Regions from separate parts of the Homo sapiens genome. Here all the other regions are linked to region 3. A link is an interaction called in ENCODE POLR2A ChIA-PET data of the cell type or tissue named here. Cell type or tissue: CD4-positive, alpha-beta T cell. All regions are shown on one strand. Links, peaks and the distances in the headings refer to the core of each region. The heading gives the core; the rest is flanking DNA.

What was found. ChIA-PET counts read pairs that join two places held together with the same protein. Peaks named below come from ENCODE experiments on the same cell type or tissue, not always from the same donor. Only the 100,000 strongest peaks of a DNase experiment are listed, where the experiment ranks them.
Region 1: POLR2A ChIA-PET joins it to region 3 with 35 read pairs; 7 of 35 experiments call an interaction of 5 or more read pairs at or near these places.
Region 2: POLR2A ChIA-PET joins it to region 3 with 26 read pairs; 10 of 35 experiments call an interaction of 5 or more read pairs at or near these places.

Annotation. Positions count from the first base shown.
Region 1 is chrY:19,498,013-19,508,882 of GRCh38, forward strand. It overlaps the pseudogene BCORP1. Among named protein-coding and RNA genes, the nearest start is that of KDM5D, 240 kb to the right of the region's middle. In CD4-positive, alpha-beta T cell, for the core only: a CTCF peak has its summit at 5,365 (motif pointing left); DNase peaks (open chromatin) are centred at 4,339 and 5,339; H3K4me3 peaks cover 1,368 bases.
Region 2 is chrY:19,740,195-19,751,064 of GRCh38, forward strand. KDM5D (lysine demethylase 5D) reads right to left here and starts at 4,532. Exons shown (of 27, transcript NM_004653.5): 1 at 4,477-4,532; 2 at 4,191-4,359; 3 at 2,968-3,045; 4 at 1,541-1,663; 5 at 1,124-1,294. The coding sequence starts at 4,340. It overlaps KDM5D-DT (KDM5D divergent transcript), which reads left to right and starts at 4,591. Exons shown (of 3, transcript XR_938630.4): 1 at 4,591-5,519. In CD4-positive, alpha-beta T cell, for the core only: no CTCF peak of the experiment used is centred there; a DNase peak (open chromatin) is centred at 4,627; H3K4me3 peaks cover 2,560 bases; H3K27ac peaks cover 1,620 bases.
Region 3 is chrY:19,562,723-19,573,592 of GRCh38, forward strand. LOC105377223 (a long non-coding RNA gene) reads right to left here and starts at 4,287. Exons shown (of 3, transcript XR_938628.4): 1 at 4,260-4,287. It also overlaps the pseudogene TXLNGY. In CD4-positive, alpha-beta T cell, for the core only: no CTCF peak of the experiment used is centred there; DNase peaks (open chromatin) are centred at 4,549 and 5,109; H3K4me3 peaks cover 3,411 bases; H3K27ac peaks cover 1,856 bases.

The DNA of each region.
Region 1 (10,870 bases), core at 3,354-8,353, 64 kb before region 3:
CCTGGAGAGGTGCCAGGAACTTGGAAATGGCCTATGACTATGAACATCTAGTTTAATAAGTCACAGAGTGGATGGTACAGTAGGCAGACCTGAAGACTACACTTTTGCATCCTACAATTGAAGGCAAAAATATTTCTGAAAAGGGGAAGGCTTATAAGGGAAATAGATTGTCAAAAGCCAGCTGGCATTCTTTCTTCCCAAATATACCCTGTTTGAGTCCTGGAACCTACAATGTTGCATTTCCAACCTGGTAAACAGTGGCAAGTGTAGGGAACACAGCACACTCCTGTTGCTAACTTGTCATCTGAAATAACAAGGCCATTTCAGAAGGAAACAGTGACTTTCAGAGTATTCTGCAATTTCCAGGATTATTATTACATAACTGATGTATTTTTAAATAATTATTTAATTTAATTAATAATTCTTACAGCAAGCTTACTACTTACAACTGAAAGTTATTTTCTCAAATCTTAAAAATTCTGTCACAAGCAGCTGAGAAACCAGGTGTACACATCCTAGCCAAACTCCTCCAGACACAAACACGCATGACCCTGTAAGCCTTCTCCCATCACCTCCGCCTAACAAGTTCCCTAAACCACAACATACAAACCATCCTGCACCTCATCCCAATCCTGGGATGTCAGAAAGATTTGTTTAGTTAAGTAAGGAAGTTCGGTTGAGCTTTCTCAGTAGAAGACACTCTGGCCAGAAACTAGCAGCCACCTCTGCACTTCCTCTGTGGGTTTACATCCTGTGGGCTTTATAAGTGCTGAGGAAAGACGACTAGAGACACTGTGCTAATCCTTGCCAATAGCGTTTACACTATTTACAAATTTGTGATTGATGTAAATGGCCTTGACATTCCCCTTACCAAAGTCAAACCAGACTAGAGATACAGCTACAGATCAAACCTTAATGGCAGTTCAAAACAAGTCCCATACGGGTCAGCTTCACCAGAGACATCATAAGCAAAAGAATGCTGCCATTTCTTATAGATTTCTGTGCAGTTTATCAGCCCTCTCCCAGAATTTTCTCCTTGGGTTAAAAAGAAAGCATGATTCCTATAGCCCATTTCCTCAACTAGAAATCAAGTTTGTTCAAACCTCTAGGACTGATTGCTACACTCGGCAAAAGCAGGAGCTGATCTACCCTGGACACGTTGAGGTTTTGGCAGTAAGTCTGTACATGTCACAAAGTCCTGATCTGTCCTATAGCCCACACCATAGTGGTCTCTTTGTTTTGTAAATTGCCCACCTCAATGTCTCCTTTATGATATTTGATTAACTTCATTCCCATAGCATCATTATTAGAGCAAATTACAAGACTAGTGAGTCCTTAAATATGCTTTAACTAAATACTTACATGAGGCTCATTATATGGTTTACCGAAGGCATTACCTTGTATCATAAACTTTCACTAGAAATACAACTGCCCAAGAAACAAATCTTTGGTCTCTGTCTAATGAATATCTTTTACATATAATTGACATTGTTCTTAACAATTAAATTTACCAGGCCAGTTTACCTCCCATCTTAGCACCTTGTTTTTGTTGCTGTTGTTGTTTTGTTTTTTGTTGTTGTTTTGTTTTTTTGTTTTGTTTTGTTTTGTTTTTTGTTTCTTTCTTTTTGAGACGGAGTTCCACTGTTGTCACCCAGGATGGAGTGCAATGGCACAATCTCAGCTCACTGCAACCTCTGCCTCCCAGATTCAAGCAATTCTCCTGTCTCAGCCTCCCCAGTAGCTGAGATTACAGTTGTGTGCCACCACGCCCAACCAAGTTTTGTATTTTTAGTACAGATGGGGTTTCACCATTTTGGCCAGGCTGGTCTCAAACTCTTGACCTCAAGTGATCCACCCATCTTGGCCTCCCAAAGAGCTGGGATTACAGGTATGAGTCACTGCACCCACTTTGTTTTATAAACAGTATTTACCCAACTACAATTATTTTCAAAGTATACAGCCTGGGCCTTGCCTATATCAAAATATACTTCAGCTTTAGCTGAGTGCCCTCAGAGAAGGGGTGAAGGTGGGGAGTACAAGCACAGGAAATTATTTTCAAGTCTTTTTGTTTTCTTCAACAACAGAGGCAGTGGTGGAGCTGGGCAAGTCAAAATGTATGTTCCAGCTTTGGGTCTGATTAAAACTTGGTTGTCTAGAAACCTTGTTAAATGCCTTGTTAAATGCTTTGAAACTCCCATTTAGCAGTTCTGTACAAATGCAAACTTGAATAGCTCTAGGCCTACTTCTTCTAAAAAAAAAAAAAATGAAATGTAGTGTACAAATAATGTAAATCCTAGACAAGTGTCATGTTATCACATGACAAGTGCCAAGGCATTTCCTGTCAAAAACCCATGAATCTATATCCTCTAACCTTTGTAATTTTTTCTTCTATTGACAGCATTTTATACAGCATTTAATAAGCACACCCTGACTGTGTTTCACTGTGACTCTGAGCAAAATAAATGGTAGACTGCATTCTGGCCTGGGCGACAGAGCGAGACTCCATCTCAAAATAAACAAATAAATAAATAAACAAACAAACAAACAAATAAATAAATAAAGGGTAGAAAACCAGTAAGGGTGGGAAAAACAGTCCACAGAAGAGTGTCATGCTGGAGAAATGTCTTCAAGTGGGTAAGGAAAAATAGCATTTAGGAGTACTTCTACTGACCAAAAAGAAAACAAAAGTATTTTTTTGGAGGAAAGAAGCCACTCTCACTTGTCTGGTGGCTCAAAGCTGCGCAGATGTAACGTGTCTGGTTACAGCTTCCATTCCCAAGATAAACCAGTTTTTTTCATGATACTCTGCCCTCAGTTATCAGGTAATTTTCAAAAGATACAGATCTGATTTTCTACTCATGCTAGAAACTTTTTAAAAAATACAAAACATAAAACAGTGATCCCTGGCCGACTTTGCAGAACACCACACTGAGCCCTCATAACATCCAGATTTAATCCTTATCAAATGTATCCCGCACTTCCGCTTCTCCAGCAGGCCACTTCTGTCTCACCTGTTCCAACCAGGTCTCCTTCCTCTAGCAGCTCCTGTTCCCTTCCCCAAAACAATGATGAAAAACTTGCCAGCCAGGCATGGTGGCTCATGCCTGTAATCCCAGCACTTCGGGAGGCTGAGGCAGGCAGATCACCTATGGTCGGAAGTTTGAGACCAGCCTGGCCAACATGATAAAACCCTGTCTCTACTAAAACTACAAAAATTAGCTGGCCTTGGTGGTGGGCGCCTATAATCCAAGCTAGTTGGGAGGCTGAGGCAAGAGAATCGCTTGAACCTGGGAGGCAGAGGTTACAGTGAGCCAAGATCATGCCACTGCACTCCAGCCTGGGTGACAAAGCAAGACTCTCGTCTAAAAAAAAAAAAAAAGAAAAAAAAAACACTTGCCAAAGAGCATAGTGCTAAGGGTTAAGAGCTTTAGAACCAATGTCTAAACCATAAAATGATCCTATTTAGTGGGGAAAAAAAAGATTCAGTCCTTTCAATATGTACTCATTTAAATTACAAAGAACTGACATAAAGGGAAAGAGGCAAACCCAGAGAAATAACCTCAGTGGAGAGTATTAACTGGTCAGTCCCAGGACACTGGCATATCACTGTCAGAGGGAATAGTAGCAGCAAGAAATGAAGGCGCAATCCACAGAATATGACTGGTTAGCTAAGGCACGATTTATCCTTAGGACAATAATGTCCCTAGTGTTCTTTGGTCCTAAAGATGGATGACTGTTCAATCTTAACAAATGAAAAACTTACTGAGGCTGGAGGGCCCTAAATAACTTATCCGTAAGGACAAAACTCAAGCTCAAACGTAGAAGTGCACAGAGAAGGCAATTGCTGGTCTAATTTTTCCACTTGAAATCATTATTTTCTCACGCCGTATCCTTGAGGAAATTTGGAAGACTTCCCTAATACTCCTCCCTAAATAACAGTAAAAAGATACCATTTCAGTCCTAGAAACTAAATTCACAAGAAGCCTTGAACCCAGTTTCTCTTACCTGCAGTAATCTTTTAGCACGTTTTAAAATTTCATACTTTTTTCCTATATCCCACTCTCTACTATGAAATTGACCTCCCTGGTGTGAGGTCATTAGTTCCCAGAAGACCCCACTTTCCCTTCCTCCAGGAGCCCAGAATAGGAAGAGAGAGAAAAAAAAAAGGTAGGTTGGCTACTCTCAGGTCTCCAACTCATTGTTAGAAACTAGGCTTTGACGCTCTAGTTTTGCCACGTAGTGAACAAATCTATCTGCCTTGGGCTAATGTCTTCAAAAAGTACTTTTACACTAGTCACAGGGCTGAAGCAAAACTACCAGAGAGGGGGAAGGGAAGCAGGTGAATGAAGAGACTAATGGGAGTGGCTTGCAAGCCAGGTACTGTGCCCTACAACTCTCGCGCTGCCACAAAAAGCCAATTAACGAAGCAAACTGTTTTATCTTTTCCTCTCCCCAGAAGTTCGCCCTAGAAATCAAAAACCACTGAAGCTTAGGAGTGGCAAACATCGGTTCCCGTTCCGATGTTTGTTCCCACACTATTCCCAGTTTCTAGTTCTCATGGACGCTCCAATGCCCAGGGTTACCGCCAGCTCGGCTCCGTGAGGCCGCGCAGGGGGCACCAGATCCTCGGCCACCTCTATTGGTTTTCCAGCCTTGGACCGCTTGCTTCTCCTAACCCCAAAACTCCAGATGTGCGAAATGGCTCCGCTGTGCGACCCAGCAGTTAGCGGCAGGAGGGACAGAGGGATGATGTCAACTCGTTTTGCCAGCCGAGCACGCCGTCGTGGCCCGGCAGCCCTGGTCTGCGGGCCAGCCCTCCGCAAGTGACTTTTAAAGACTTTCTAGCCTCGATAATCTGACATAGTTCCGACCTCACCCCGCACCGAGATCTGGGTGGGGTGGGCCTTCCCTCTCAACCCCTCTCATAGCATCCCAACACCTCAGGAGAGGGGACGTTCCGCCCAGGCACTGCGAGACAGAACTCAAGTTGCTGACTTCCCCTAACACACCCAGTCTTACTTGGTCCTCGTAGAGTAGGAGGATTCCCAAAGCGATCTTCTACCAACCGAGCCCGGGAGCTCGGTGTCAGAATTGCCTACAAATCCGACCGTCCAGTCCTACCCGCGGCGCGCATGCAAAGTGCACCGCAAGTTCGCGCTCTCTCGGAAGTGTCTATAGCTTCCGGAAGGGGGAAGGAGAGGGAGCAAGGCAGAAGGAGGCTGCCTAAAAAAAATAAAAAGTAAAAAGTAAAAAACTCTTGCGATAAAAGTCTATTGTATTCCTGTCATGATAGCTAGAGCTCTGAAGAACAGAAATTGGTGTTGGAGGAAGGTGCCAGAAATGGTACGGAGCGACCCCTACTGGCCCTATAAATCTACCCCTGTGGCAGTTACTATTAGCATTAAAAGACCCTCCTTTCTTCAAAGCAATAGTGCCTTTTCATAACCTTCCCCCACCTAAAATGGTACTCCTCCCCACATTCTGAAATCACAAGGACAAACAACACCTCGAAGTTGTGACCCCGGGGCCGGACGCGGTGGATCACACCTGTAATCCCAACACTTTGGGAAGCCGAGGCTCGTGGATTACGAGGTCAAGAGATCCAGACCATCCTGGCCAACACGGTGAAACCCCGTCTCTACTAAAAATAGAAAAATTGGTTGGGTGTGGTGGTGCGAGCCTGTAGCCCCAGCTACTCAGGATACAGGCAGGAAAATTGCTTGCACCCGGGAGGCGGAGGTTGTAGTATGCCAAGATGGCACCACTGCACTCCAGCCTGGCAACAGAGCGAGACTCTGTCTCAAAATAATAAATAAATAAATAAATAAATAAATAAATAAATAAATAAATAAATAAATAAAATAAAGTGGAGGCCTCTGAATCTCTTGGTGATCTCACATGCCCTGCTCCTGGCACCCCAATCTGGAGCCCTGATCTGAAACTCTTTACCTAGCAGTTCCTCTAGTTGCACATAAACAATGAAAATATAGTTTAGCTTCAGGTTTTCAACATTAGCAAAACTCTGTATCCATGCAAATCAATATGACAAGTACGACCTAAAAGCTCTATCTGCCCTGTGTCGATGTACATTAATCATTCCCCCCCATCATCTTTGAGATCACTAGTTATGTTTTCTGCTAGGTTAAAGATCTTCGGACAGACTTGCCGCCGAATCTAATCGCCAGGAGTGAGCAGGCGATGCTGGTTGGGGTGACAGGGTGCTAAAAAATAACCAAGGGAGAACAGCTCGATTATTAAAACCCACAACGACTCTCACTCGACAAAAATTCATACAATCCCTTGGCAGAATGTACTGGGGACAACTGCCAAAAGCAGTCTAGATAGCTGTAGACCAGGGCAATTTGTCCACCTCAGGGACTGACAAAAGAGGCCAGTCACTCTGACCAGAACGTCTTCTCATGGCTCAGCTACCTGTGCCTCAGCAAAGAACAGACTTTCCAGAGGGAATCGGGAATTCTGGCCAAAAACACTGAAGAAAAAAGTCAGTATGAGTGGTAGCCAAACTTGGCCTCCTGCCATTCTGACTAGATCCCTAGCAGGGCTGAGACATAACAGCAGGCACAAGAAGCCCTGATGCAGGAGGGTCCCCTCTTGCAGAGAAAAGAGCTCACCTGCCCCATGTGTGGTCCTCAACGCACTCATGCACACATGAGAATTGCACTGAGGCCTAATAAAGGACCTTTTGGGCAGGCACGGTGGCTTAAGCCTATAATCCCAGCACTTTGGGAGGCTGAAGTGGGGGGAATCACCTGAGGTGAGGAGTTCAAGACTAGCCTAGCCAACATGGCAAAACCCCCTCTCTACTAAAAATACAAGTATCAGCTGGGCATCATGGCAGGTGCCTGCAATCCCAGCTACTTCGGAGGCTGAGGCAGGAGAATCGCTTGAACACAGGTTGTGGAGGATGCAGTGAGCCAAGATTGGGCCACTGCACTCCAGCCTGGGCAACAGAGTGAGACTCCATTGCAAACAACAACAACAAAAGGGACTTCTGAGCTCCTTCAGGCCTGGGGCTGGTGGGAGGTGGGGAACAGGGGTGAAGAAGGGGCTATTGTATGAGATACCACACCTCAGGCGTAAACGCACAAAAGCCCTTGCCCCTCCCATGTTTTTCAAAACCTCCAGGATGGCATTCCCAGGGCTACCTGGACCTTCTGAGGAAAGTCCTGGTGATCCTGGGGTTCTGGTGGCATTGAGGCCCAGCCAGCAGCCAACATGGGCTCCACCCAACAGCAGTCTTGCCAGCTTAAATCCTGCTATGCTGGGGTAGTGAAAAATCCTTGAAGCAGGGCAGAATTTACATGCATGTCTGGGTTGGTGGGGGCTTATGCTAATCCACCCTACACAGGCCTTCCTGATGGTTCTCCAGAGGGGTTGGGGGGGAAGTATACAAAAATGAAAGCATTTTTTTTTTGGCTTTGTCTTTCCCAGGCCACCAGACCCTGCATCACTTGAGACAACAGAACCACAAAATATGCAACATCCACTACTCAGGTTCAGAAAGTGGAAAGATATTCCTCCCTTTTTCCATCATCATCCATCCATTCAAAGTCAATAACTCAAAATCTCTTAGAAATCTTGCTTCATGCTCAACACATACCCTCTTTTCTGCTCCATAATGAAAGAAACAATAACCAGAATAAATTTGAAGAATTGAGGGCCATCCACATTCAGGTACGTCACTTTGCCCTCTGTTTCCTGTTTCTGTTTCTGAAAAAGATGCACTATTTCACTGTGAACAAAAATGTTATGTGCATGAATGTGGTTGTGTAACCCATGCTTCCTTCACAGTGTTGTTCTCTCTCATCAGAAAAGCCTTCATTATGCATTGAAGAGGTTTTCCCATTCAGCTTGTGTCCTTAAGCATGGATAGACAGATATTCATGGAACCACCTTCACACCTTTAAATGGGCTTTGGTCCCTAGCAACATCTCACAAAATTTCTGCCCAGTATTAAATTAAACAAAATCCCATATTTTTTCTCAAATACAGTTACACTTTCTGTCTTTGTATTTGCCTATCAATGTTTACATTTCTAGTTCTTAATGGACAACTGAGCACCAAGTGTCTTAATTTGTCTTAGTGCATGTTAGCCTGACACACATCTTAAACTGAACATTCTTGATACATACAGCTCCCTAAATTGAAATTCAAATTGTCTTGTTCTACCTACTACCAATAACATGATAACATCCACAATCCAGAGCAACATGGTTTTGAAAAAAAAAAGGAAAACAATTTTGCGAATTAGTAACATTTATAGGGCACCAAATGTTTGATCTGTAATCCATCCATGAATGAGCAGCTCTGCAAAGAACTGCACTAATGTCTTCATGGTCATTAAGTTTTTAGACCAATCTAATATCGGCACCCCAAATCATCCACACATCAGTCTCCTGCTGCTGAATGAAGGCTGTTTCCCTCCACTTTTCTGATTCTATCTCCTCAAAAGTTCAAAAGATGTCTATTTAGGTCCCGTTTGCTCTCTCCAATGCCTAACCGTAGACATTGGCATGGCACTTTAGGCTCATGTTCTCAGTGTGCATCTGTCTTGCTCAGGACTCGTACCCATGTTACAAGGCTGAGCAGACCCTCCTGTACTTGGAATAGTTTCAGAAGGAATAGTACCATCTCCTGCTTGTACCTCTGGTAGAATTTGGCTGTGAATCCATCTGGTCCTGGACTTTTTTTGGTTGGTAAGCTATTAATTGTTGCCTCAATTTCAGAGCCTGTTATTGGTCTATTCAGAGATTCAACTTCTTCCTTGTTTAGTCTTGGGAGGGTGTATGTAGTATTTTCTGAAGGTAGTTTGTATTCCTGTGGGATCGGTGGTGATATCCCCTTTATCATTTTTTATTGCATCTATTTGATTTTTCTCTCTTTTCTTACTTATTAGTCTTGTTAGCAGTCTATCAATTTTGTTGATCTTTTCAAAAAACCAGCTCCTGGATTCATGGATTTTTTGAAGCATTTTTTGTGTCTCTATTTCCTTCAGTTCTGCTTTGATCTTAGTTATTTATTGCCTTCTGCTAGCTTTTGAATGTGTTTGCTCTTGCTTCTCTGGTTCTTTTAATTGTGATGTTAGGGTGTCAATTTTAGATCTTTCCTGCTTTCTCTTGAGGGCATTTAGTGCTATAAATTTGCCTCTACACACTGTTTTGAATGTGTCCCAGAGATTCTGGTATTTTGTGTCATTGTTCTCATTGGTTTCAAACAACATCTTTATTTCTGCCTTCATTTTGTTTTGTACTCAGTAGTCATTCAGGAGCAGGTTGTTCAGTTTCCATGTAGTTGAGTGGTTTTGAGTGAGTTTCTTAATCCTGAGTTCTAGTTTGTTTGCACTGTGGTCTGAGAGACAGTTTGTTATAATTTCTGTTCTTTTACATTTGCTGAAGAGTGCTTTACTTCCAACTATGTGGTCAATTTTGTAATAGGTGTGGTGTGGCGCTGAAAATAATGTATATTTTGTTGATTTGGGGTGGAGAGTTCTGTAGATGTCTATTAGGTCAGTTAGGTGCAGGGATGAGTTTAATTCCTGGATATCCTTGGTAACTTTCTGTCTCGTTGATCTCATTGTCTAATGCTGACAGTGGGGTGTAAAGTCTCCCATTATTATTGTGTGGGAGTCTAAGTCTCTTTCTAGGTCTCTAAGGACTTGCTTTATGAGTCTGGGTGCTCCTGTGTTGGGTGCTTATATATTTAGGATAGTTAGCTCTTCTTGTTGAATTGATCACTTTAGCATTATGTAATGGCCTTCTTTGTCTCCTTTGATCTTTGTTGGTTTAAAGTCTGTTTTATCAGAGACCAGGATTGCAACCCCTGCCTTTTTTTGTTTTCCATTTGCTTGGTAGATCTTCCTCCGTCCCTTTATTTTGAGCCTATTTGTGTCTCTGCACATGATATGGGTTTCCTGAATACAGCACACTGATGGGTCTTGACTCTTTATCCAATTTGCCGTCTGTGTCTTTTAATTGGATCATTTAGTCCATTTACATTTAAGGTTAATATTGTTATGTGTGAATTTGATCTGGCCATTATGATGTTAGCTGGTTATTTTGCTCATTAGTTGATGCAGTTTCTTCCTAGCATTGACGGTCTTTACAATTTGGCATGTTTTTGTAGTGGCTGGTACCGGTTGTTCCTTTCGATGTTTAGTGCTTCCTTCAGGAGCTCTTTTAGGGCAGGCCTAGTGGTGACAAAATCTCTCAGCATTTGCTTGTCTGTAAAGGATTTTATTTCTCCTTCACTTATGAAGCTTAGTTTGGCTGGATATGAAATTCTGGATTGAAAATTCTTTTGTTTGAGAATGTTGTTCCCCACTCTCTTCTGGCTTGTAGAGTTTCTGCCAAGCAATCAGCTGTTAGTCTGATGGGCTTCCCTTTGTGGGTAACCCGACCTTTCTTTCTGGCTGCCCTTAACAATTTTTCCTTCATTTCAACTTTGGTGAATCTGACAATTATGTGTCTTGCAGTTGCTCTTCTCGAGGAGTATCTTTGTGGTGTTCTCTGTATTTCCTGAATTTGACTATTGGCCTGCCTTGCTAGATTGGGGAAGTTCTCCTGGATAATATCCTGCAGAGTGTTTTCCAACTTGGTTCCATTCTCCCCATCACTTTCAGGTACACCAATCAGACGTAGATTTGGTCTTTTCATATAGTGCCATATTTCTTGGAGGCTTTGTTCATTTCTTTTTATTCTTTTTTCTCTAAACTTCTCTTCTTGCTTCATTTCATTCATTTCATCTTCCATCACTGATACCCTTTCTTCCAGTTGATCGAATCAGCTACTGAGGTTGTACATTCATCACATAGTTCTCATGCCATGGTTTTCAGCTCCATCAAGTCCTTTAA
Region 2 (10,870 bases), core at 2,606-7,605, 180 kb after region 3:
TTATGTACGCTAAGTGAAACATGTTTATAAACATAAATACACAGTTTTTATAAAATATTTTAAAGTTTTACGGATAATAAAACCTAAAAACTGGCCAGTCGTGGTGGCTCATGCCTGTAATCCCAACACTTTGGAAGGCTGAGTCAGGTAGATCACGAGGTCAAAGGATCGAGACTATCCTGGCCAACATGGTGAAACCCCATCTCTACGAAAAATACAAAAATGAGTGGGCATAGTCACGCGCCTGTAGCCCCAGCTACTCAGGAGGCTGAGGCAGGAGAATCACTTCAATCCAGGAGGTGGAGGCCGCCTGGCCAGAGTGATAAGCTGCCTCAAAAACAAAACAAACAAACAAACAAACAAAAACAATTAACTTATTATGTAAAATTACCCTGCTAAATCAGTTTCCACACCCTGAGTTAAACCCAAGTCACACCAAGCTTTTAACCTAAACTATCTTCAAGTGAACCAGCCTCATGAAAGCTTAGGAACACCATTATCTTTTTCAGCCAGGCATGGTGGCTCCCGTCTGTAATCCCAGCACTTTGGGAGGCCGAGGCAGGCAGATCACAAGGTTAGGAGATCAAGACCATCCTAGCTAACATGGTGAAACCATGTCTCTACTAAAAACACAAAAAAATTAGCCAGGCGTGGTGGCAGGCCCCTGTAGTCCCAGCTACTTGGGAGGCTGAAGCAGAAGAATGGCGTGAACCCGGGAGGAGCTTGTAGTGAGCCAAGATCCTGCCACTGCACTCCAGCCTGGGCAACACAGCAACACTCCATTTCAAAAAAAAAGATTATCTTTTTCATGTAAGATACTTAAAATAGGAAATGGTTTCCTCTAACTTCTAGTTTAAGATCTTCTCCATAAAAAGATCTTAGTAAACATCAACCTCATAAGATAGAAAGGTTACTCTAGTTCTTACTTATGTATAGCAGGAATAAAACTATGCCACATAAAGAGGCTGCAAAGTATTTTCTAGGGCCAATTCCTGGAACATCTTCACTCTAGAGATTTAGAATCTATAGACCCTGACTACTCAAGAGAAAAGTCCAATCCAAAGAAAAAATACAAAAGAAAACAAAATCACATCAGGCCACAAACCAGTTTAAGGGCCCTCACCACATGGTTGGCTCCAGACTGAAACATTTCATAGGGGTAAATAATGCGTTCGTAATGTGATCGTAGCAGGGAGCCAATGTTTTTGCCTGGTGGGTAGTGGAGACGCTGGGCAACTCGAGCCCACCGACGATCCTTGCAGATGGCTTCATAGCCACCTTCCTCAATCACAATCTGAAAGTATAAGAAACAATATGGATGAACTGTGAACAGACTGGAAAGGGCTACCAACACAACAATGAGACTTGAATATGGGGGGCTGTGCCCTTCCCCCAACACCAATCATTGCAAGACTCAAAGATTACGTCAAGAAACGCTGCCAGGCTCTGTGTTCTTTCCTTTCCTGCCTATTGTTTCTACCACAGAAGATCCTTGAGGCAAGGCTTTTTGTTTTTCCTTTAGAAAGTAGACTACTCTTACCTTACTAAGGCTGTAGAGGTCCAAGATCTTCCGCTCCACATTGGGAATCTTTAAAGAGGAGCCTTGAATTTCCCAGAATTTTGCAATCTGATCCAAATAGTTCAATTTCACTCTAGTTTGGGCCTGGGAAAGAGAGGGCCTTATAAGATTGGCATACTCCTTAACCTGACTTCATCGAGTATGCAGTAAATGAACAAGTATTATTCTATGCTATCTACACTTCTCCACCAACGTGCCGGAGCCCCAGCTTCACTGTCTTATCTCACCAGCGGGGTCCACAAAAAGCTCAAATAAGCTGAGTCTTTAATCTATAAAGAGCTAAGAATGTGCCGTCTTAGGATCAACATCATGTCTAAATTTAAGGAATTATTCTTGGACTTAAAGGTGGCTTGACCAAAAATATGTAGGCTCCAACAGTATTTAGACTCAATATCATCAAGACACTCATTTAGAATGTACTGATATATAATTCAAAGAATTAAAATATTTTTCTAGTTCATGTAAAAGAGCTGGACACAAAACCAGTTTCTGAATCACTGCTTTCTTACTCTAACTCATACACAGCTTCTAGCTACTGATCATAGTCAAAATCCTAAGAGTAAAAGAAAATGACAAATCATTCATATACTTTCTATATTGAATACTAAACTGTGAAGACTGAGTTGACTGCTTTAAAGAGCAAGTTTGCCTCTGACATTTTATTAAAGCAGAACATATGTAATACCATCACTCTGTTGCTGGATATTTAAAAGATCCTATTTCTTGTCTGAACTCTGCTTCTGTTAAAGAACTAAAAAAAATTTAGTCACACTGGGTGCAGGGGCTTACGCCGGTAACCCCAGCACTTTAGGAGGCCAAGGCAGGCTGATCACCTAACGTTTGGAGTTGGAGACCAGCATGACCAAATCGGTGAAACTCCATCTCTACTAAAAATACAAAAATTAGCTGAGCCTGCTGGTGTGCACCTGTAATCCCAGCTACTTGAGAGGCTGAGGCAAGAGAATCCCTTGAACCTGGAAGGTGGAGGTTGCAGTGAGGCGAGATCCCGCCACTGCACTCCAGCCTGGTAGACAGGGTGAGACTCTGTTTCAAAAAAAAAAATTCATTCATTAAATATGTGAGTACGAGAAGACAAAATGGGAAAGGTACTGTCATTTTGATAGTTCTAACCTGAAACTATTGAACAGCGAAACAATGCATCATTCTTCCTCAGATATTTAAAGCCTTTGTGTTCTACCATTTTTGTGGACATAAATTATGTATTTTATAGAAGACTTTCTCCAAAATCAGTATTCTGGAAAATGGTGGAGTTCGGGTTCAAATTCAATACATTAGATTTCAAAACTTAAGTTCTACATTATTATGAAACTACAACGGCAAGATTAAAGATCAGATTCCTTTAAAAAAAGTGTGCCTCCCAATCTTACCTCCAGTTCATTTAGCCTTTGGACGCGAGGAGTAAATCTGAAATTGTCAACTTCTACTGCAAAAGGAGGCTGCCAATCCTAGAAGAAAGTGTAAGGACCTGGTAACTATGGCACAGTAAAGGATGAAGATAGTGAAAACCACAATCATTTGTTCCCACTCTTTTAAAGTCTTCTGGTAACCATTTTTGTACACAAGGGCCTCAAATGATTCCTTCTTCATAATCAAGATTAACTGCAAAAAAAAAAAAAAAAGGAAAAACCCTGCAAATCCAAAACTCTCCTTGATATGTGTCCTTCGTAACAGACGAAAAAAAAAAAAAAAACCTCTATAATCCCAAGGCTAGAAAGCGACTCGACTTCCAAGGAATGACGCACATCTGAACAAACACTATGCTATTTGGGTTATGAGTCCTTACTAAAATGAAGATAAATGTAATGCAGATAAAAAATTGTTTCACTTTTTAAAACCTAAGCCATTATCTCTTCCCACTCCCAGCAGTACGAAAAAGTTTAATTGCAAATGCTGAGAAGTGCGAACATCCACATAAAAATAACGTTGCAGCCTGGTTCAATATATGAGAAAAAAGCTGTATGCTCTGCGAAAACTTTTTGACTTCTCTGAATATTGTGTTAGTTGTTCACGACGACAGCCCAGGCTTATTTCAGTTTACATTCTTAATTCAGTCAAACTTCTACGAGGTTCATTTAGTAGTTTTCAGTATAGCAACCCAAAATGGTCTACGTTTAATAATAAATTTAATTGATGGCAAAGGATGCCACATCACTCCCATTATTTGCTATATTTGCTACATACATCTAAGGTCATATCAAAGAAAGAAAACACCAGTCCAAGTGGTTAACACACAAGCTTATATAACTTGCTTCTGTCATAGATCAAGTACTTCTGAGTAAGCTATTTTTTTGCGGTTAAATGTAATAAAAGCTTGTGTATGCCTAAACTATATTTAATAACAGCAGAACGTAGAAATATTTGAATCTTATATTTTTGTCCCTACAGCAGTCAGATGTTTAGAACCCCGTGGAATGTGGCGATCTGATACTAATATTCTGATGCCAGCTTGTTCGGGTCAGAAAAGTTAAATGAGAAATTTGGTGCTAAGGGTTTCTGGTCATGAGTGTAAATAACGCCTCGCCAAGTGGTAAACTGCCCCAACGTTCAAACCAAAGGCTACCCATTCCCAAATTTTGTTTCAAAGACTTACCGCGGGTGGGCGGATTTTGCAGATGCCAGACTTCTCTGCTATGGGCCTTATTTTCGCAATGTAGCCAAGCGGGTCTTGGAATTCAGCCCAGCTAGGCTCAAAAACCGGGCACTCCGGTGGCGGCAGGAACTCGTCACACCCCGGTTCCATGTCGGGCCTTAATGCTAAGCTGTAAAATAAGAATCACATTGTCTTTAATGACGCGCTGGTTCCTCCTACTAAAAGGCCTATGAAAATTTCATTTTCTTGAGAATTTCAAGGTTACTTTAATCCCGTAGCTGCTTACCAATCGTCAGGGATCCTAGTTTTACAGCCACCATCTTGACCTCCGGGCCCTGCAGTGTGGTACGAGCCGTCTCACTCCGCGGATCGATTTTTCCGGCGCTATTTCCAAACCTGTGAGACCTTCCGCACCTGAGATAAACGCTGAGGACGCAAGAGCGATTTTACCAGAGGAAAACAGTCACAGAGCCGTCGCTGGACTCATATTAAACAGTACTGCGACAGAACGAAAAAGCAAGATAAAAATAGTATGGCCGGATCTTTTTTAAAATGGGACCACTGCGCAAGTTACGCCTGCGTATTGCAGGGAAGGACCGTAAAAGGCTGTGGTGCTGATCAACGAAGGATTTCTCGGAGAAAATTCCTCCTTTGCGGAAATGTCCGTAGAAACGCACCTTTTTTTTTTCCTGCCAGGACAAACCGCCGGCGATATCCGTTCATGTGAAAGTGTTTACTAACATTCTCTGAAGACTCACTGGGTTCTCAGCTCGAGAACGTTCCTGTCACAAGACGTTTAGGAGGCAGGATGCCGGTACAATGTATTTATGTTCTTGTAAACTGTTGCATTAACAGTGCACTTCAAGTGGGCACATTTGTCGTTGGATTTTTTACCAACTCGAGCTTGGACTTTAGGACGGGGAAAAGAAGTGCTAAATGTTTTTGAATAAAACCTTTACTGCACATGATAAACATCCCTTAAAAATTACCTAGGAGCACCCTAAATTTTAAAATGATCACAAAGACCTGGACAGATTACAGTAAACCTTCAACATCGCTAAACACACGTACCATAAATCAAAAGAAACACACTGCTAATGATCCGTTTTTTGATGTGGAAATATCATGCTGTTTTTAAGGGAAATTATACTTTATTGCGATGTTTTATTTCAAAACAAGATGTTACACTTTATTTCCTATAATTTTATTTACAATATTTTACACCCGTTAAGCAAAAATCCCCCTACATTGCTATTCTGTTTTTTTTTAATCAGTTCACTACTGTAGTATCTTTTTGTTCTCCATATATTTTTGAAAAATACGCAAAAGGTAAGTTTTAAAAATCAAATGGTAGATTTTATTTGGAAGGGCACTGCCAGAAGTGCCTTAAAGTTTGATAGTTTGACAATTGTTTCGTATTGTACGATTCTTGGCATTTCCGTTTTTTTTTTTAACAATTTATCCATTTCATCTAGATTATCGGCTTCATGAGTTTATTATACTACATTACATATATATTCCTGTTTCAAAAGTTGTTACTTAATTTTCTGCTTTCTTTTTCCTAGTTTTATCTACATACTTTTTCTGTTTCATAAAGTTAGAGTTATAGAGTTCTATTTCATAAAATTAGTTATAGAGCCTGTATTATTTCAAATGATGAGATCTTTTTTCTCTGTTCAAGATAATTCATTATAATACAGCTTTATATTTTATGAATTCATTAGTAAATAGATATTTCAATTTCTACTTTTAGCTATTATAATGTTGCTATTAGCATTTGTGTACCGGTTTTTGTGTGCATGCTTAGTGTCATTTCTCGTGTGTATACACCTACAAGTAGAATTAGTGGGTTATATGGGAACTTTAGGTTTAAACTTTTCTTTTCCAAAGCATCTTCATCATTTAATTTCCATCTAAAGTGGAATACCGTTCTAGTTTCTTCATGTCCTCACCAATACTATAATTACATGACTTACTGATTTGACCATTACAATGTGTATGAGATCTCATAGAGTTTTGAGTTGGACTTCTTGAATTACTAATGATACAGTAGTGTTGAGCATCTTTTCGTAAGGTTGTTGGCTTGTTCATATGCTTTATATACCTTCTCTGGAGAAATGTCTATTCAAAATTTTTGGCTCTTTTCACATTGGTTTGTCTTTTTTTGTTTAGTTGTAATCTTATCTGATTCTTTTATCAAATATTTGATTTTTATAAAAAATAATTCTGTAAGCTGGCTTTTCTCTTTCCTAATAGTAAACTTTGAACAGAAAGATTTTTAATTTGATCTTTATCCAGTTTGCTTTTTTCTATTGTCACTTGTACTTTCAGTGTTGCCTCTGAGGGGATTTTGTCTAACCCAAAATCACAAGGATGTACTCTTCTCCTCTATTCTAGGACCTTTATAGTATTAGCTTCTACATTAAAGTCTTTGATACATTTTGAGTTAACTTGTGTAAACACTGTGAAGTAATGATCCAACTCAATATTTTTGCGTGTTGCCATCTAGTTGTCCCAGAATTTGTTGGAAACATTATTATTGCTTCATTAATTGTTCTTGGCACTCTTGATAACATTCCGTTGGCCATAAATGTATGGGTTTATTCTTGGACTCTCAATTTCGTTCCATATTTATATGTATGTATATATTCTAATGCCATATTGTTTTTATTGCTGTAGTTTGTGGAAGGTTTGAATTGGGAAAAGTGAGTAATCCCAACTTTCTTCTTGTTTTTTTCGAGACTGTTTGGCTATTATTTGTTTCTTGTATTTTTATTACCTTGCCTGTTTCTACAGAGAAACAAGCTGGGGTTTCAACAGACAAGCAAGCTGGGACTGAGACAGAAATGTTGAATCTACAGACAAATTTAGGAAATATTTCCATCTAAGTTTCCTATACATGGACAAAGCATGTATTTCAATTTATTTAGGTCTTCTTTGGTTTCCTGCAACAAAGTTTTATAGTTTTTGGTATTTTTTGTATATTAGTATTTAGTATGTATTATATATATTTGAAATTAATTTACTTCAGATTATCTTATTCTATTTCTGCTACTATGAATCAAATTTTTAAAAGATTTCCCCTATTAAGGGTTTGTTAGTGATACACAGAAATATGATTAATTTTTGTATGTTGATCTTGTGTTCTGGCACCTTGCTAACTTCATTTATTGTAATACATATATTTTTTAACTTTTAAGTTCAGAGGTTCATGTGCACTATATGATGGTTTGTTTTATAAGTAAGCCTGTGTGATAGGGTTCGTTGTACAGATTATTTCATCACCCAGGTATTAAGCCTAATATCCATTAGTTATATTTCTTGCTTCTCTCCCTCCTCCTGTGCTCCACTCACCCACTTATAAATGAGAACATGCAGTATTTGGTTTTCGGTTCTGGCGTTTGTTTGCTAAGGATAATGGTCTCCAGCTGTGTTACTGCAAAGACATGATCTTGTCTTTTTTTATGGCTGCATAGAAATCTATGGTGTATATTTACCACATTTTCTTTATCCAGTCTATCACTGACGAGCATTTGGGCTGATTCCATTGTCTTTGCTTTCGTGAATAGCTGCAGTGAATGTACATATGCTGTTGTGAATACCTGCAGTGAACATACATGTGCATGTATCTTTATAACAGAATGATTTATAATCCTTTGGGATATACCCAGTAATGGGATTGGTGGGGTTGAATGATAATTCTATCTTTAGGTCTTTGAGGAATTGCCACACTGTCTTCCATAATGCTGAACTAATTTACATTCCCACCAGCAGTGTAAAAGCATTTCTATTTCTCCAGAACCTCACCTGAATCTGTTATTTTTTGACTTTATAATAATAGGTATTCTGACAGGTTTGGGATACTATCTCATTGTGGTTTTGATGCGCATTTCTATAAGGATCAGTGATGTTGAGCTTTTTAAGATGTTTGTTGTCTACATGTGTATGTCTTGAGAATTGTCTGTTCATGTCCTTTGCCCACTTTTTAATGAGGTTCTTTGTTTTTTCCTTGTAAATTTGTATAAGTTCTTTGTGTATGCTAGATATTAGACCTTTGTCAGATGCATAGTTTACAATTTTTTCCCATTCTGTACTTTGTCTATTTAATTTGTTGATGGTTTATTTGCTAGTGCAGAAGCTCTTTAGTTTAATTAGATGTCATTTGTTAATTTTTTCTTTTGTCACAATTGCTTTTGACATCTTCTTCAAGAAGTCTTTACTCCTGCCTATGTTCTGAATGGTTTTGCCTAGATTTGCTTCTAGGGTTTTTATAGTTTTGGGTTTTACATTTAAGTCTTTAATCCATCTTGAGTTAATTTTTGTATATGGAGTAATAAAAAGGTCCAGTTTCAATTTTCTCTATATGGCTAGCCAGTTTCTCACAGCACCATTTATTAAATAGAGAGTCTTTTCACCATTGCTTTTGTAAATTTTCTTGAAAATCAGATACTTGTAAGCATGTAGTCATATTTCTGGGTTTTCCATTCTATTCCTTTGGTCTATGTGTCTGTTCTTTTATCAGTACCATGCTGTTTGGGTTACGGTACTTCTGTAGTGTAGTTTGAAGTTGGGAAGCATGATGAATTTAGTTTTGATTATGTTGCTTAAAATTGCCTTGGCTGTACAGTCTCTTTTTTGGTTTCACATGAATTTTAAAATAGATTTTTCTAGTTCTGTGAAGAATGTTAATGGTAATTTAATGGGTATAGCATTGGATCTATAAATTGCTTTGGGCAGAGTGGCCATTTAGTGATATTGATTCCGCCTATCTGTGAGCATGGAATACTTTCCATTTGTTTATGTCATCTCTTAGTTATTTGAGTAGTGATTTGTATTAATAGTTCTTCCTGTACAGGTCTTTCACTTCCCTGGTTAGCTGTACTTTAGGTGTTTTATTCTTTTTGTGGCTATGGTGAATGAGAGTTTGTTCATGACTTGGCTCTTGGCTTTACTATTGATGGTGTATAAGAACGCTAATGATTTTTGCACATTGATTTTGTATTGTGAGATTTTGCTCAAGTTGTTTATCAGCTTAAAAAGCTTTGGGGCTGAGATGATGGATTTGTGTGCATATAGAATCATATTGGTTGCAAACAGGGATAATTTGATTTCCTCTCTTCCTATTTCAATATCTTTTATTCCTTTCTCTGGCCTGATTGCCCAGAACTTTCAATACTATATTGGATACAAGTAGTGTCAGAGGACATCTTTGTCTTGTGCCAGTTTTCAAGGAAAATGATTCCAGCTTTTGCCTTTTCAGTATGATGTTTGCAGTGGGTTTTTCATACATGACTTTCATTACATTATTTTGAGGTATGTTCCAGATATGGCCCCGATAAGTGGAGTAGCACTAGGATCCTTATTCTTGCACTGAATTGAATAAAATGACACGGACACACGTGAGTGGTTTTAAGGAGTGGAAACTTTAATAAGAAAGAAGCAAGGAAGAAGCAAACAGGTACCCTTACAGATATGGAGTTGGGGAAGAGGGATTCTAACAAAGAGAAAATCCTGTGTGCAGAGAAAAGTTGCTGCTTATATGGGAAAGCTGGTGGAGGTGGTGTCTGATTTGCTTAGGGTTCAGGAGATTGGTTTGACCAGGCTTGCCATTTACATAGCCCAGAAAAAGTCTGGCCCTTCCACCCTAGCCTTTTAATATGCAAATGTAGGGCACCATGATGTTCTACACACATAGGGTATGTGGGGGTGGTCATTTTGCCAGGCACATGTAGGGGCAAGGAAGAAAAGGGCAGGAATTGTTATGTTTGGGTGGACCCAGTTTCTGATGGGCAGCATTTTCATATCATAGCTTGCTGCCCGGCTCTCTGAGCAGGGGCTATTCAGGTAGACAAGAAACATTTCTGGAGCTGCTTTCAAAGAAAAAAACTTCTGAAGGACCCCTTTCCCTCCCATCTGCTTATAGTAATTTTTTAATAAATCCTACAACATTCCTTCCGTAACTGGTTTATTGAGAGTTTTTAACATGAAGTGATATTGAATTTTATCAAAAGTCTTTTCTGCATCTATTGAGATAATCATGTAGTTTTAATCTTTAGTTCTGTTTATGCAATGAAACACATTTATTGATTGCCATATGTTTAACCAACCTTGCATTCTGGGCCTGAACCCTACTTGATTGTGGTGGATATGTTTTTTGCCATGCTGCTGGATTTGGTTTCTCAGTATCTTGTTTGGGATTTTTGTATCGGTGTTCATCAAAGATACAGGCCTGAGGTGGTGGTGGTGGTGGTGGTTGTGTCTCTGCCTGATTTTGGTATCAGGGTGATGCTAACTTTGTAGAATGAGTTAGGGAAGGGATCCTTTTTTCCAGTTTTTAAAAATAGCTTCAGTAGAAATGGCACCAGCTCTTCTTGGTACCTCTGATAGAATTCAGCTATTAATCCACCTGGTCCTGAGATTTTTTTCTCTCTATTTTTCTTCTCTCTATTTTTTTCTCTCTATTCTCAAATAGAGAATCTCTCTATTTGATTCTTCTCTCTTTTCTTCTTTATTAGTCTTGCTAGCGATCTATCAATTTTGTTGATCCTTTCAAAAAACCAGCTCCTGGATTCATTAATTTTTTGAAGGGTTTTCTGTGTCTCTATTTCCTTCAGTTCTGCTCTGATTTTAATTATTTCTTGCCTTCTGCTAGCTTTTGAATGTGTTTGCTCTTGCTTTTC
Region 3 (10,870 bases), core at 2,193-7,192:
GCCATCACCTATTTGGTGGACGCATAGGCCTGGTCTCTGATCTGGTCGCATGTCCAGAGGGTCTGCTAACCCACTGCACCTAGGGAGACAGGCATTGTACCACCTTTTCTCTACTCTTCCCAGACTCAACACATTTGATTGTATATGCGCATGAGGTAGAAATATAAGATGAAGCAGGGACAGAGTCAACAAGCCAGAACTAGATGCTTCTACCTGGACAGAAGACCTAGAATTCTTTTTTGGATCCTAAATTCACCAGGAAATTTTAACCACATGCATTCAGAGATGCTGTGTAGGTGTGGCCAGTGTCAGCTGGCAGTGTACCCAGTGTACCACTGTGTCGCCCACCCTGTGGTCATTAGCAATTGGAATTCCTCAGTAATCTGGCTGGGAAACTGACCTTTGGAAGTCTTTCCCTTACTTCTCCTTCACCCAGCAAAGGGCTATGCAAATATCCTTTTACAAATTAAGGGCTGAATATCCAGCCCTAAGGTTTCTTCAGTTAGTAGATTAGTTTTACTTTGGAAAGCTGGGCCCAAGTTATTTGGCTCAAAACATCCTCCCAATGCTGAGGACACAACAGTTGAGAAACAGTACAACTGTTAGTATCCAGATTGCAAAGGAAGATGTAATAGTATATACTCATGTGTCACTTAACAACAGAGATACATTCTGAGAATGGCATGCATAGGTGATTTAACAACAGAGATACATTCTAAGAATGGCATATGTAGGTGATTTTGTCATTGTGCAAATATCATAGACTGTACCCACAGAAACCTGGATAGTTTAGCTTACCACACACCTAGGCTATATGATATAGCCTATTGCTCTCAGGCTACAAACCTGTGCAGCATGTTGCTAAACTAAATACTGTAGGCAATTAGGACACAATGGTAAACATTTGTTTACTTAAACACACTTACACATAAAAAGGTGCAGTAAAATTATTATAATATGATGAGGCCACCATTGTCTATGTAGTCCTGTTGTTGACTGAAGTGTTATGTGGAAGATGGCTGTATTTGCAAGATCTTGCATATAGCAAATACTAGGAAACACATACACCACCTATCTATCAAAGCTAATAAGTCAATTCTGAAACGTTGAGGCAAATAATATCAACATATAAAACCCAGTTGTATTTCCATACATTAGTAATGAATAATTCAAAAGTGAAAATAACACAATTTATATCATTAAAATAATGAATACATATAACAAATCTAACAAAAGAAATATAAGATTTGTACCAGAAAACTACAAATAATGTTAAAAGAAATTAACCTAAGGAAAAATGGAAAGGTATCTGTATTTATGGATTGGAAAAATTAATAACATTAAAATGCCAATTGTCCCCAAACTAATCTACAACTTCAATGAGATCTCTGTCAACATTGCAACCAGCTTTTTGTTTGTGTTATTTTCCTAGAAATGAACAGATAACCTGAAAATTCATATGATTTTTTTTTTTGAGATGGTGTCTTGCTCTGTCACCCAGGCTGGAGTGCAGTGGTGCGATCTCAGCTCACTGCAACATCCGCCTCCCGGGTTCAAGTGATTCTCCTGCCTCAGCCTCCTGAGTAGCTGGATTACAGGCATGCGCCACCACGCCCAGCTAATTTTTGTATTTTTAGTAGTGATGGGGTTTCACCATGTTGGTCAGGCTAGTCTTGAATTCCCGATCTTGTGATCCACCCCCCTCAGCCTCCCAATATATGAAGTTTTAAGAAACCCAGAAACCAAGATCAATCTTGAAAATATAGTTGAACGAATTAGGCTTCCCAATTTCCAAACCGGCTACAAAATGACAATAATAAAAACAGTGTGGTACTGGTGTAAGGACAGGATTATAGGTGAATAGAGTAAAATTCATAGTCTAGAATTGAGCTCTGACATCTGTGATGAGCTGATTTTCACAAAGGTGAGAAAACTATTCAGTGCAGGAAGGAGTAGCCTTAAACAAATGGTGTTAGGATAACAAATATCAACAACTAAAGAATAAAGTTGGATCCTACCAAATTAATTTAAGATGGTTCAAAGTTATAAATGTAAGAACTAAAATTATGGAACTTTTAGATAAATAAATAGTCCTAAATCATCATGTACTAGGATTAGCCAATGGCTTCTAACATGTGACATCAAAAGTACAAGGGCAAAATAAAAACTGGATATGTTGAACTAAAAACTTTTATGAGGCAATGGATACCATGAAGAAAGTAAAAAGGAAAGTCAGAGAATAAGAGAAAGTATTTGCAAACCATATCTACCAAGGGATTTATATCAGAATGTATAAGGAAATCTTAAGTGTCAATAGAAAAAGACCAACAACTCAAATATTAAAAAGCCAAAAGATTTGAATAGGCATTTTCCCAAAGAAGACATATAAATGACTAATAAGCACAGAAAAGGATGCTCAATGTCATTAACCTATAAGGAAATGTACATTAAAACTACAATTATATATACACAATTATGATTTTGTCAATTAAAATAACAACTATAAAGTGTAAAGCTACAGCAAGATAATCACACTCAGTGAAATGGCTAATCAAACAGATGGGAAAAGCAAGTATGGTGAAGATGTAGAGAAATTAGAATTTTTATATGTTGTTGGTAGGCATATAAAATTGTGCAGCTGCTGTGGAAAACATTTGTCAGTTCTTCAAACAAATTAAACATCAAATTACTACACGATCCAGCAATTCCAAACAATTCAAAACATATACTCAAACAAATACTTGCACATGAATGTTCAAAGCACCACTATACAAAATAGTCAACAAGTGGAAACAACTCAACTGTTTACTGATGGAAAAGTAAACAAAATGTATATCCAATCAATGAAATATTAGAGCTGTAAAATAAATGAAGTCCAGTTGTCTTGTGGTTTCCAGGGAGACTGGTTTCCAGGAGCACCCGTCCACAAGATACCAAAATACATAGTTGCTCATGTCCCTGATATAAATGTGTAGCCTGGGTAACATGGTGAAAACCTGTGTCTACCAAAAAAAGGTACAAAAATTAGCCTGCCATGATGGTGAGCTTGTAGTCCAAGCTACACGGTGAGGCAGAAGGATTGGTTGAGCGTCAGAAACAGAGGTGGCAATGAGCCAAGACTGTATGTCACACTCAGGATAGGTGACAGGGTCAGACTCTGTCCTTCCAATCCCCTGACAAAAAGATGTAGTATTTGCACATAACCGATGCACCTCCTTCTGTATATTTTAAATCATTTATATATTACTTATAATATCTAATACAAAGTAACTGCTATGTAAATAGTTGCTATATTGCTTAGGGAATATGGACAAGACAAAAGTCTGTACACGTTTGGCGCAGATGCAACCATTCATTTATTTTTCCTGAATATTTTTGATCTGTGGTTGGTTGAATCTACAGATGTCTAGGGATTCAGAATCCACTAGTACAAAGGGCTAACTGTACTGATATTATACTACGACCTTGGAAGCAAAACCGTTATTATAAGCAAAAGAAGCTAGACGCAAAGTCCACTTACGTCAGGATTACATATATATATACACACACACATACATACGTACACACACACATATATACACACATACATATATACACACACATATATACACATATATACACACATATACGCACATATATACACACTTATATACACACATATATACACACATATATACATATATATGAAAAGTTAGTAAATTGTGCATTTAAAAACAAGGCAATGCATGGTGTATGAATTATCCTGATCTCCCAAGTTTTGATGACTGGAACCGTAATTGCATCTAAAACAAATAGGTGATGTTTTTCAGGGAATTCCCCTTCGCCTCCATCATATCAAGGAAAATAAATGGATTAACAAACGTATAACTGTAAGTAAGAAACGGATAGCGGAGAAAGTGGAGTCCATTTAACCTGTACTTGGTGCAAAATAGCTGCTGATAGTTGTTTCAAGCCCGCGTGGGTCAGCGGGGAACAGTACGTGGACCCCATTGCACTGGACAGGCTGGAGTCTGGGTCGGTGTCAGAGCTTAAAAACTGATAAGCTGAAAGCCAATGCACCTACCCTTTAACGTCATGTATTTTTTATCCCTACATCATTGATGGCTAGGAACAGCAGGTAACATCCTCATAAGATTAAGCAATAAGAAAATAGACTTTATGTGTACTCTCACTTGTCGTTAATTTCGTACATTCTCTAACAAAAGAATACGGTTGGAATAAAAATCTAAACCTTTCCAGAACAGTAATGAGTACCTTACCATACGGGAACACCGGCCTGGGAACTACAAATCCGGGTTGGCCACACCCAGAAGAAATACTCTCTTTCCTAGAACGTTGCATTACGCTCCAATCCCGAGCAGGTCCAGAGAGCCGTAGCCGCTCAGCCTGCTGGGACTTGTAGTTCTTTTTTTAACAGGCATAGGTTCCCGAGGCCACTTTCGGCTCTGTCGGCCTGAGGCCGAGCCCAGGATTTAATGTTCCCCACCCTCCCGCACTCCCCAAGATAGGTTGGTAGTGTTAGGAAGAGTGGATGGCGGAGTCAACCTCCTCCGGTCACGTGTGGTACTTGGCATGCAGCGATTGGTCGCCAGAGTTATAGGGCCCCGCGTTAAGTCCATGAGCTTCCGTGAGGGTACTCTGCCGGTTTTGCTGCGGAAGTCACCTCGTGGCGTAGGGGAGAGGTAACACCGAGAAGAGGCAGCGGCGGTGGCGCCAAGACGATTGGTGCCAAACAGGGCAGAACGCAACTCAGCTCTGGGGTGGGTTCCTGTCCAGAGGGGTAGAGAAGAGTGGCTGAGGGCGCGCCCTGATCTCAGCGGGAAGAGTGCGACCCCGAGGGCGCGCTAGGTATGAAAGCCACGTGTGGCTGGCACCGCGGGGACCCACGCACCAGGTGTACCCTTTCCAGTCCCTGCCGTCGCCTTATTCCCGGTGCTGGTCACCACCGTCTAGGGCTTACTTGGGACACAGGCTAGTTCTCTCCTGAAGCTATTGAGCAGTATGTGTTGAGGTGCGCTACGCCAGTTGAGGTGAAGCTGTTACACAGTATGAAAGCCGGGCTTTGTAGCTGCAGCTGCGCATTGCACCCCCAGCTACGCAGTCTCCTTTCCTTCTCAGTCACAGGACCGGATGGCAAGTGGCCGCAGCCAGTCGGTGAGACCGACTGAGCTCTGGGGCTTCAGTTCTTGACGCTACCTACATGGCTACATCTCCAGCCAAGGATGAGAGGTGATGCCAGAGGACCTCGATCTAAATTGGGCACCATTATCGTATGACAACTTCTCTTGCAAAACATCTTCTCTTTTCTCTTCTTTTCTCTGTCTCTCTCTTTCTCTCTCTCTCTTCGTTTCTCTCTTCTTTCTTTCATTGCTCTTTCTCTGTCCTGTGCACGCCAAAGCGGAAGCTGAAGTGCGGCGTCTTTGATCTCTCAATCCTGGAGACACAGGAACATTTTCCTTACTTTACTCAACTCGTTCCTTTGAATACCGCAAAATTAAGACGGCGTTTAAAACAATCGAAATCCCTTTTCTTCTGGGGTTTGGTGCCTAAAGATTAGAAAAGTTTGCGCAAGGAATTCGCTGCAGCATATAAAACTTTCAGGACCCTGAAATACAGAACTGCAAAGAAACGGCCTAAGATGGTTGAATGCTCTTTATTTTTCTTTAATTTAGACATGTTCAAACGTTCAATGTCTTACATACTTAGTTATGTAAGTAAGGTAGCGCTTACTTCATTATGCATTTCAATACTCAAAAAAAATTCCTTTGTGAAATGTTGAAATATTTTTCTAATCTGTTTCACGAGCTTCAAAAATGAGGAAAAAAGATTCAGTTTACATTTCAGCAAAATGCCTCTTTTTAATCGGATTTATGTTTACTTAACATTTACAGTACATTTACGCTTGAGCAAAGTTAGGTTTTGGATTTGCTTAGGGTCAGATTTTTTTTTTTTTTTTTTTTTTTGGTCTGTGCATGAATATGTTACTGCTGAGTTATCTCTCTGTCTGTCTCTCCCTCCCTCTCTCCTTGTATTCTAACAGAAAGGTTTAGAACTTGCATAATTGGGAAAGAAGCTGTTGCCTGAACTTACTGGGGGATTCAGCATTGTCATTTTGGACATGTCACTTATCCTCAGTATTTGCTTCCCCCAGGAGAGAGCTGTAATAAAAAAGCATTGCAATTTAATACATAAGCTCAGTAAGTTCTTGTTTATGCTCCTTGTGATGAAACAAAAAGTCCTTCAATTAGAAACAAAGGTTTAATCAAATAGCATTTTTAATGACCATGTTACAACTAAAGTTAATGACCCTTTGAAGAGCAGAGCTCTAGTTAATAGCTAGTTGTGAATAATGAGAATTTACTTCTGTTTCTGTCTTACTTTTCTATACTTAACCTCATATTCCTTTCTTCTTTGCTCATGTTTCTGGCCATCTTTTTACTTTGGGTTTCTTTCTTTCGTTATTCAACTAACTGAGATCGGATTGAAATACGTATCTAAATTTTTTTAAAATTTTTATTTTTAAAAATTGCTGAATATTTTGTATTTCCAAATTCACTTTTAGGTTACTTCCTTATCACCTTTATTTTTTTATTTCCTGTATGTCACTGACTGGGAAATAAAAATTACTTAATTTTAACTGAACCTCTGCCCCTCTTTTCCAGGATGCAGAAATAATATTTGTGTTGTTTTAAAAATCTTAGATCAATTAAAAAGAAAAATGACTCTGTCATTCTTTGGTAAGTTACAATACTTAAGTCAGAAACTAGAGAAGATGGGCTTTTTTAGGTTTTGTTATTCTCGTGCTGATTTTCTGTCCCTTCAGTTTTGCCTGTTTTTGCTTAATATATTTTGGGCTTAAGTGCATATAAGTTAATATTTGTTAAATCTACTTGGTGGATTACCCTTTTATTAATGGATAGCGTCCTTTGTCTCTTTAAAAATATTATGTCTTAAAGTTTATTTTGTGTAATATTAGCATAATTGTCTTAGTTTCTTTTGCTTATTATTTTGATGGAATATCTTTTTCTGTTCTTAACACTTACAATAAAGTGTATAATAGTTTGAATTGGTTTATTGTTTATGATAAAGTAGTTTGAATCTTAGATTCAGTAGTGTATAGAAACTTTGCTCCTTTATAGTTTTGCACTCTGACTTCTGATTGTCACGTTACCTCTTTATACAGTGTGTGTCGATATCATATTGTTTTATACATTTATTTTATAAAATTAGTTTTGTAAATTTTTCTTTTAAATCATATAGAAAAAACCTTACAATCCCCAAGTTTAATAATGCTAGCTTTTATATTTACCTACATAGTTATCTCTGCCATTGTTCTTTATTTTTCTTTATAGGTTTGAATTATTGTCTGGTGGCCTTTTATTTCTGACTACAGGGCCCTCTTTTGCATTGTTTTTGTAGGTCAGATTTATTAGTAGTATGTTCTTTCAGCTTTTGTGTATCTGGGAATATTTCAGTTTCTCCTTTATTTTGAAGGATAGTCTTTGAGTTTTTCCTACTTAACAGATCCTGGAGCTTCTTGGATGTGTAAATTAATGATTTTCATCAAATGTGAAGTTGTTTTCGGCTATTCTGCAGATATCCTTTACCACCCCTTTGCTGCCTCTTCCTATTGTGGGTAATAGGCATGTCTCTGTATGTTGGAGAGAATCAAAGGTCTTTTAAGCCCTTGATTTTTATTTATCTTTTGTTTTTTGTTCCTCAGACTGTATAGTTTCAGTTGACTTAGCTTCCAGTTTGTTGATTCTTCTGCCTGCTCAAATCTGCTGTTGAGCCTGTCTAGTAAAATGTTCAGTTTGTTGTACTTTTCAGCTTCAGAATTTCATTTGATTGGTTATGTTATTATTTTGTTCACTTACTGTTTTCCTAATTTTCTTTAGCTCTTTGTTTGTGGTTTCCCACCTAGCTCTTTGAATATATTTATGACAGTTGGTTTATAAAACCATTAGTAAGTCTAAAACCTAGGCTTCCTCCAGAGTGTTTTCTTTTATTTTTTTTTATTTCTGTTCATTGCCCATACTTTCCTGTTTTTTTTCCTTTTTTTTTTTTTTGCATGACTTACAATTTTTTTTGAAACCGAAGGCTTTGAATATTACCATATGGTAACTGTCAAATTCAGATTTAGACATTAAAGAGATTATTCTAGTAGAGATAACACTGAATTCAGGAAGCTTAAGCACCTTAAAATCAAACAAATATTTTTCTTTCCTAGGGAAGGATAAGCAGGATTAGTAGAAACTTAAGGACAAATTGAACAAGCAAATGGGGAGAACAGAGAGCAGGAAATGTATCTCACATGGTAAACCAGTTCTTCAGATGAGCTATTAAAGTGAGTGTGTGCTCTTATTTTAGTGCATGACCAGTGGTAAGACAAAATTTGTGGTCTGTAGATGAAAGAAAAGACTGACTAATCTTAGGTCAAAAGAAGGCGTAGATACCCTTTGGCCTTGTCTTGAAGTGGTATTGGGGAATACCTGGTCATAACACTGGAAATCAGATTCTGTCTACTCACCAGAGTTTGTGGTTGCTGGTTGTTACGGGGTTTTTTTAAGTGAATTTTGGGGTTTGTTAAGTGGCCAAACTATTTTTGTGAAGACTGTTGTATGTGGGTTTCAGATGTCTCTACATCAGTTTGTGGTCAGCTAGTGAGTTAAATTTTATGAAAAGCCTGGAGAAACAAGAATAGCAGTAAAAACTTCCAGTCTTTGTAGATTGGGTGTCTTCAGTGCTTAGCTGGGCAATTTAAAACTTACCTTAAGTAGTACAGTTGGCCCTTTGTGTCTGTGAGTTTCACATTTGTAGGTTCAACCAACTGTGGATTGAAAATATTTGAAAAATTAAAAATAGATGGTTGCATTTGCACTGAACATGTAGACTTTTTTTTCTTGTAATTTCTCTTAAACCATACAGCATAACAACTCTTTACATAGCATGTACATTGTATTAGGTATTCTGAGTACTCTAAAGTATACGGGAGGATGTGTGTAGGTTATGTGCAAATACTATAACATTATATGTAAGGGATTTGAAAATTCTGGGATTTTGGTATTTGCAGGTGGTGTGGGATGGGGGTCTGCCTGGAACCAAGGAATGCCCCAAAGGAGGATGGTGCCTTGTTGTGTGCATCCTGATGGTCAGCCAGAGGAGAAAACCTAGGGTTTTCTACATGTGCATCCTGCTTTGGACATGCATGTATCCTTGTAGGTCCCATGGTATTTGTCAATCCTTTATAAAACCTTAACATTTTTGTGTATCTCTTTCCCAGCCTCTTATTTCCCCTTAAGGCTTTTTAGCCTACGTACTACTTTTTTTCTCTGTTTACTCCTTACTTCTAGTGGCTGGGGCTTCAACAAATATCACCAGCAGGACACAACAGCCCTGAGAAGGTTCTGTGGCCTTCCCCTGGGGAACCACTAGACAAGTGAACCGCACCACCATAGCTCTTTAAGAGCAAGGTTTATATTCCCCACTCTGGCACCAGCAGTTCACACCAGGAATACTAGCTGCTTTCCTAATGGTTACCGTCAAGGTACAGATTAGGGATGGTAGGCAGGTTAATTAAAATGCCACAGATCTCTTTCTGAAATGTAGTATCTTCTTTTTTTTAATCTAGTACTTCCCTGGTTATTGTAAGTTCTGATTAGATTCCAGAGTTTCAAAGTACTTTATTTGGACAATTTTTGGTTATATAAAGTAAGTTTTAACCTAATGTCCAAATTAAATCCCTTTGTCTCTTTTCTCTGTCTCTTCCCAGTTCTTTTTTCCTTGATCTTAATGTGATGTACAAAGTAACTTTTAGATACTATAGTATCTGTGACAGCATTTAGACATATAAAGTATTATATAAATTTAATATGTTGTTCAAAGCAGTGCATGGGAACTATGTTAAAATTTTACCAGGTAGAATATTCAAAAGAAAAAAAGATGTTAGTTGACCTTAATATCCACTCAGACCCTGAGATTATGTTTTTATGATTCAGCCCATTTTCTAGTTGAATTTATGTTGGTACTTAAAACTGTGAGTTTTATGAGTTGATGATTAGTTGATGGGACAGACTTATAAAATATCCAGTGTTGTCTCTCTGTTCCACCAAGATAATTTTATTTATCTTCATTGCCTTGGATTTTTGTTTCAATGTAACAATTCCAAAGTGTCCTTCAATGATCCTCACTCTGGTACACTTCTCCCCCTTTAATATGTCATGATAATATTTGCTTGCTAAGATGATACATTTTGTGTTCTCACACAAGGCAGTATTGTTTGGTGGAGAACTGATTCTGGAAGTTGTGCTGTTGGTTTTGAAGAGAGTTTCTCTTTTAGGAATTGAAGTGTGAACCACATTAAAGGCAATAATGTATATGTGGTAGGTAGAATAATATGTCCCAACTCATCAAATGATATTTATGTCCTAATCTCTGATACCTGTGAATATGTTGTCCAGCTTGGCAATACTTGATTTGCAGATATCATAAAGTAGGATCTCGAGATTGGAAGATTATCTTGGATTATGTAGTGAACGAGTGTAATCAGTCACAGGAGTTCATTTACGAGGAGGGCAGCAAGATCAGTCAGAAAAAGAGATGTCCTAGGAATATATAAGTTTTATTTTTTCTTAAAATATTTTAAAATAAAAATAAGATTAAAAGGAGAATTTATAGCCCCCACTGCCCCCGCCAAAAAAAGTAAGGAGATCTCAGAGAGAGACAGAGAAAAAGAGAGAAAAGAGAGAGAGTAAGAGAGAGGTCTGAAGATGTTTTGCTGTTAATCTTAAAGATGGAGGCAGGAAAATAAACCAAATAATGGAGGCAACCTCTGTAAACTGAAAAAGACAAAACAGATTCTCCTCTGGGA